Regions from separate parts of the Homo sapiens genome. Here region 1 is linked to region 2. A link is an interaction called in ENCODE POLR2A ChIA-PET data of the cell type or tissue named here. Cell type or tissue: A673. All regions are shown on one strand. Each heading gives the region's core, and the rest is flanking DNA. Links, peaks and the distances in the headings are about the cores only. Region 1 overlaps P2RX7 (purinergic receptor P2X 7). Region 2 has its middle 12 kb from the start of OASL.

Region 1 (2,918 bases), core at 305-2,804, 130 kb before region 2:
AGAACATATCCCCATCATTAAGTGATGCATGACTGTAGTTCACTTCATACACAAATCCAACAAGAACATTACAAGAATGGAAACACTTTGGTCAGTCTTTCTCAAGAAGAGATGTAAAAATCCTAAATATTAGTGAATGGAATTCAGCAATAAATACAAAGAATAGTACAACACATTCAAATTGAGTTTACTTCAGGAATGCAAGTTTGGCTTAATATTTGAAAATCAATCAGTACAATTCAACTAACAGAAAAAAAGAAGAAAACTCACTGATATTTCAAAAGGAGCAGAAAAGACTTTTTTTTTTTTTTTTTTAGATGGAGCTTGTTCTGTTGCCCAGGCTAGAGTGCAGAGGTGTGATCTCAGCTAACCGCAGCCTCTGCCTCCCAGGTTCAAGCAATTCTCCCACCTCAGCGTCCTGAGTAGCTGGGATTACAGGTGTGCACCACCACGCCTGGCTAATTTTTGTATTTTTAATAGAGACAGGGTTTCGCCATGTTGGCCAGGCTGTTCCTGAACTCCTGACCTCAGGTGATCCGCCCACCTTGGCCTCTCAAAGTGGTGCAATCTTGGCTCACTGCAAGCTCTGCCTCCCAGGTTCATGCCATTCTCCTGCCTCAGCCTCCTGAGTGGCTGGGACTACAGTCGCCCGCCACCATGCCTGGCTATTTTTTTGTATTTTTAGTAGAGATGGGGTTTCTCCATGTTGGTCAGGCTGGTCTCAAACTCCTGACCTCAGGTGATCTGCCTGCCTCAGCCTCCCAAAGTGCTGAGATTACAGGCATGAGCCACCATGCCTGGCCATTTCTGTTGTTTTAAGCCACTTAGTTTGTGGTAATTCAGCCCTAGGAAATTGAAGATGCCCAGCAACCAGAACTGCTGGGGAGAGTGCAAATGTGAACAACCATTTTTCAGCACCGTTTGTTAGTATCTCCTAAAACCGAACATATGTCTGCCTTATGACTCAGCAATTCCACTCTTAGGTAACTGTCCAGTAGAGTGCCATATGTTGAGCATAGCAGCGTTATTGGCATTAGCCCCAAACTGGACACTACCCAAATGTCCATCAACAGTAGGATGGCTGAATAAGTTGGATATTTATAAAACAGAATTATACAATGAGAATGAACTATACATGGCATCATGAACAACTCTCACAAAAATAATGTTGAGTAAAGGAAGCCAGACACTCAACCGCGTATATACCGCTTACATACTACGTGATTCAGTTTTTAGAAAATTCTAGCCAAAGTAAAATTAATCTTTGGAAACAGGATAATGACTACTTTTAAGAGAGGGCAGTTGGTGGGCTTGGTACAGCTGAGGTGGGAGGACTGCTTGAGACCAGCCTGGACAACATAGTGAGACCTCGTTTGTAATTTAAGAATATACATTTTTTTCTTTTTTTTTTTTGAGATGGAGTCTTGCTCTGTCACCCAGGCTGGAGTGCAATGGCACAATCTCGGCTCACTGCAACCTCCACCTCCTGGGTTCAAGCAGTTCTCCTGCCTCAGCCTTCTGAGTAGCTGGGATTACATGTGTGCCACCACACCACCCGGCTAATTTTTGTATTTTTAGTAGAGACGAGGTTTCACCATGTTGGCTAGGTTGGTCTCGAACTCCTGACCTCAAGTGATCCACCCACCTTGGCCTCCCAAAGTGCTGGGATTGCAGGTGTGAGCCACCGTGCCCAGCCAAATTTTAAAAATTAAAAAAGGAGAAAGAGAGGGTAGTGATTGGAGGGGGGCATAAAAGGGACTCCTGCTAGTAATTTTCAATTGTTTAATCTGAGTGCCGGTTATATGAGTATGTTTACTTTGTTAAAATCCATCAGTTTTGATTTGTACAAGTTTCTAGATGTGTTTATATTTAACAGTAAATTTTCTTAAAAAAAAAAAAAAGACAAAATGATTTAACTTACTGGGACTTCTTGGCCCTTGACATCTTGCAGACTTCTCCCTAGTAGCTGCTGGTTCACCATCCTAATGTGGGATTCATCCACAAAGGACACATACTTTAATGTCTAGGAAAAGATGGTTTGAAAGTTTACCCATTTTTGTACAGAATTATCAAGAATTGCCTATCTAAAGGCAACTGTAATTCCTATTTGCCAAATGATAGACTATTGAACAAGCTGGCTCAAAACTCTCATTAACCAAGAATTAATGATTTCTGAGTCTAAAGATAAATCAGAAATGGAACCCCATGCTTTTTTTTTTTTTTTTTTTTGAGTTGGAGTTCACTCTTGTTGCCAGGCTGGAGTGCAATGGCATGATCTTGGCTCACTGCAACCTCCGCCTCCCAGGTTCAAATGATTCTCCTGCCTCAGCCTCCTGAGTAGCTGGGATTACAGGCATGCACCATCATGCCCAGCTAATTTTGTATTTTTAGTAGAGACGGGGTTTCTCCATGTTGGTCAGGCTGGTCTTGAACTCCTGACCTCAGTTGATCCGCCCGCCTTGGCCTACCAAAGTGCTGGGATTACAGGAGTGAGCCACCACGCCAGGCGGAACCCCATGCATCTTAACTTGTAAATTCAACACAGCCACAGCTTACTGCTTAATGTTTTTACATTGGACCCCCCAGTTGCTGCATAAAATTTCTTTGTTGTATTCTGTCAATTTCAGTAACTCTAGATTCAGTATCTCCAGAAATTTGTACTATTGCAACTTAAATTATTTACATGTTTGTTAAATTTCATCTCATCTTGGGCCATGAAGTGGTGATTAGTTTTAGCTGCAAAGATGAACTTTTATTTCAAATTGTGAATGCATATACAATGGACAGTGAATTATGCATCAGCTGCTGGAACAGGACAATCATGTTCTTGGATGAGGGAAAGACAAAGAAATCGTCTTTGTTTTTTTTTTTTTTTTGAGACGGAGTTTCGCTCTTGTTGCCCAGGCTGGAGTGCAATG
Region 2 (2,918 bases), core at 259-2,758:
GATAACAGGCACACCTGGTCTGAGGATATGATCTTGAGTGAAGCAACCTCCCATTGTCTGAGGGCAATGCTCTGGCAGGGACTCAACTAGGAGCTGTTAGCAGCAACACTCCCAACAGCTGGGAAATGAGTGCCCCAGTCCTGAAGGGGCATCTGGTGGCAAGTGCCATCATCCTCATCCACTGCACTTCAAACCTGTGTGCTCTATTGTTTGTGAGTTATATCTCAACTGAATAATCTGGGAAAAAGAATGACTCAGCCAGGCACGGTGGCTCACACCTGTAATCCCAGCACTTTGGGAGGCCGAGGCGGGTGGATCACCTGAGGTCAGGAGTTTGAGACCAGCCCAGCCAATGTGGCAAAAACCCATACCTACTAAAAGTACAAAAAAAAAACAACAAAAAAAGGCCGTGGTGGCATGCACCTCTAGTCCTAGCTACTAGGGAAACTGAGGCAGGAGAATCACTTGAACCCGGGAGGCAGAGGTTGCAGTGAGCTGAGATTGTACCACTGCACTCCAGCCTGGGCAACAGAGCAAGACTCCATCTCAAAAAAAAAAAAAATAAAGAATGGCTCCCAGATTTCTAGCCACTGCTAACAGTGAACCCTGCTCTTCTTTCTGTTCACACTCATCTCATTAAAATTCCAATTCGAGATTTGTCTTCTCATTAGAATAATAGCTCACATTCATTGAGCACCAACTATGTGTCAGGTGCTGGGCTGAGTACTTTCCATCTATTCCTTCTTCGGAGCACCACAGTAGGCTTAGGATGTAGGTCCTATTATCATCCTCATTTTCCAGGTGGGGAAACTGAGACACAAATAGTTTAGATGACTTCCACATTCACACAATGAATACACTTGGATTTGAATCCAGACACTCTGGCTCCAAAGCTCATGCTGCGACTACTTTGCTTTGCTGTAAACTCACCAGGAATGGAGGACCGTCTTATTCAGCGCTGTCTCCCAGTGCCTGGCACAGTGGCTAACACATAATAGGAGCTCCGTAAATACATGTTGAATGAATGGATGAATTCAAGGAGGACTGAATGAGGTATTGGATGAGGTCTGGAACAACACGACACAGGTGAAATTCTGCACCCACTGCCTAACACACAGTGCTCACTAAATGCAACAGCTACCAGCTGTTATTAGCTCCTTCCACTGCCCCCTCCAAATTCTCCCTGCATATCCTCGTGTTGGAGTAGAGGGAATTCTAAAGAGTTGTATTCTTTCCAGTCCTGGAAGTTCCCTCACTCTTAGTTCTATACCACGGCCAACATGGCAAAAACAGAATGCATGCTGTGGCAGAAATTGCTATTTTCCCTCAATATCCTTTCTCCCTTTCTTCCATAGCAATAGAATTTTTAGTTAGGCACATTGCCAAAGGCTAAAGACTACATTTCCCAGCCTCCCTTGCAGCTGGGTGTGACCATGTGATTAAGTTCTGACCATTGGCGTTTTTCATATTTTATGCATAAATTTGCATGTTTATCCCTGACAACATTTGCCATTTGCCTGTTGGTTTCAGAATCCCCAGGAGCTATCTCCCTCCTGCTTTAGAGTCAGGAAGGAGGATGGAGAAAATGTTGTGATATTAGGCATTGAGACAATTTTTGTGCAAGTTTCTGTCCTTTGGGTAGGTTGAAAACTGGATGCAGCTTTATTCCGTGGTGCTCCAGATATCACAAGGAGAAAGTCCCTAAGACCCAGAAGTCCAACTGAGCTGTTTTGCCAGAATGCAAGGAGATGAATTATGGTAATGATCAGGGACGGGCCTCCACAGTTTTCCTACTTTTAAACAGGGAGGCGGTCACAATTCTGTGGAATTCTAGGGGCCTATAGAAAACAGGCTGATATGAGTTAGCAAGAGCCCAGTATCACTGGGGAGACCAGGAGGCTACCAGTGAATTTCATTCAGCTCCAAGAAGAGATTCAGAGAAGGAAGTCTTAAGGTTTCAAGGAGGAAGGACCTTGGGCTACTGACCCATTTCTTCTACACCCTGGTTTACTTGCCTTTCTATCCAGCCCAGACCCCATGGTCAAGCCTGCCAGTCACTCCCTAGTGGATGCCTTCAATTTTCTGCCCATTTATCCTTCCAGTCCATTCACTCCTGGAACATAAGGACATTTTGGGTTGCAAGTGACAGACACCCCATTCAAAATAGTTTATGCAAAAATAAGTAGAATGGGCTGGCTGCGGTGGCTCATACCTACAATCCCAGCACTTTGGGAGGCCAAGGCAGGAAAATCACTTGAGGCCAGGAGTTTGAGACCAGCCTGGGCAACACAGAGATCTCATATCTACAAAAAATATAAAAGTTAGGTAGGTGTGGTAAGCGCACATCTATAGTCCTAGCCACTCGGGAGGCTGAGGTAGGAGGATCACATAAGCCCAGGTATTGGAGGTTACAGTGAGCTATGATTGTGCCACTACACCCCAGCCTGGGTGAAAGAGTGAGACCCTGACTCTAAAAATACAAATACAAATTCAAAATAAATAGCATATAATGGCCCGTAAGAGTCCAGGGGAAGCTAACATTAGGTACAACTGGACCGTGTTAGTCAGGGTTCTCCATGGAAACAGAACCAGTAGGGTATATGTGTAGATAAAGAAGAGGGGATTTATTAGGGGAATTGACTGCATTAGTCTGGTCTCACACTGCTATAAAGAAACACCTGAGACTGGGTAATTTACGAAGAAAAGAGGTTTAATTGGCTCACACTTCTGCAGCCTGTACAGGAAGCATTGCAACTTCCGCTTCTGGGGAAGCCTCAGGAAACTTACAATCATGGCTGGAGCAGGAGCAAGAGAGAGAAGGGGGAGGTCCTTCATAATTTTTTTTTTTTTTTTTGATACAGAGTCTTGCTCTGTCACCCAGGCTGGAGTGCAGTGTCATGATCTTTGCTCACTGCAAC

The links. ChIA-PET counts read pairs that join two places held together with the same protein. Peaks named below come from ENCODE experiments on the same cell type or tissue, not always from the same donor. Only the 100,000 strongest peaks of a DNase experiment are listed, where the experiment ranks them.
Region 1: POLR2A ChIA-PET joins it to region 2 with 13 read pairs; 2 of 35 experiments call an interaction of 5 or more read pairs at or near these places.

What each region holds. Positions count from the first base shown.
Region 1 is chr12:121,179,459-121,182,376 of GRCh38, reverse strand. P2RX7 (purinergic receptor P2X 7) reads right to left here. Exons shown (of 13, transcript NM_002562.6): 12 at 1,922-2,023. The region is part of intron 2 of LOC105370032 (a long non-coding RNA gene); the gene reads left to right. Among named protein-coding and RNA genes, the nearest start is that of P2RX4, 29 kb to the left of the region's middle. In A673, for the core only: no CTCF peak of the experiment used is centred there; no DNase peak of the experiment used is centred there.
Region 2 is chr12:121,049,428-121,052,345 of GRCh38, reverse strand. No RefSeq gene overlaps it. Among named protein-coding and RNA genes, the nearest start is that of OASL, 12 kb to the right of the region's middle. In A673, for the core only: no CTCF peak of the experiment used is centred there; a DNase peak (open chromatin) is centred at 1,415.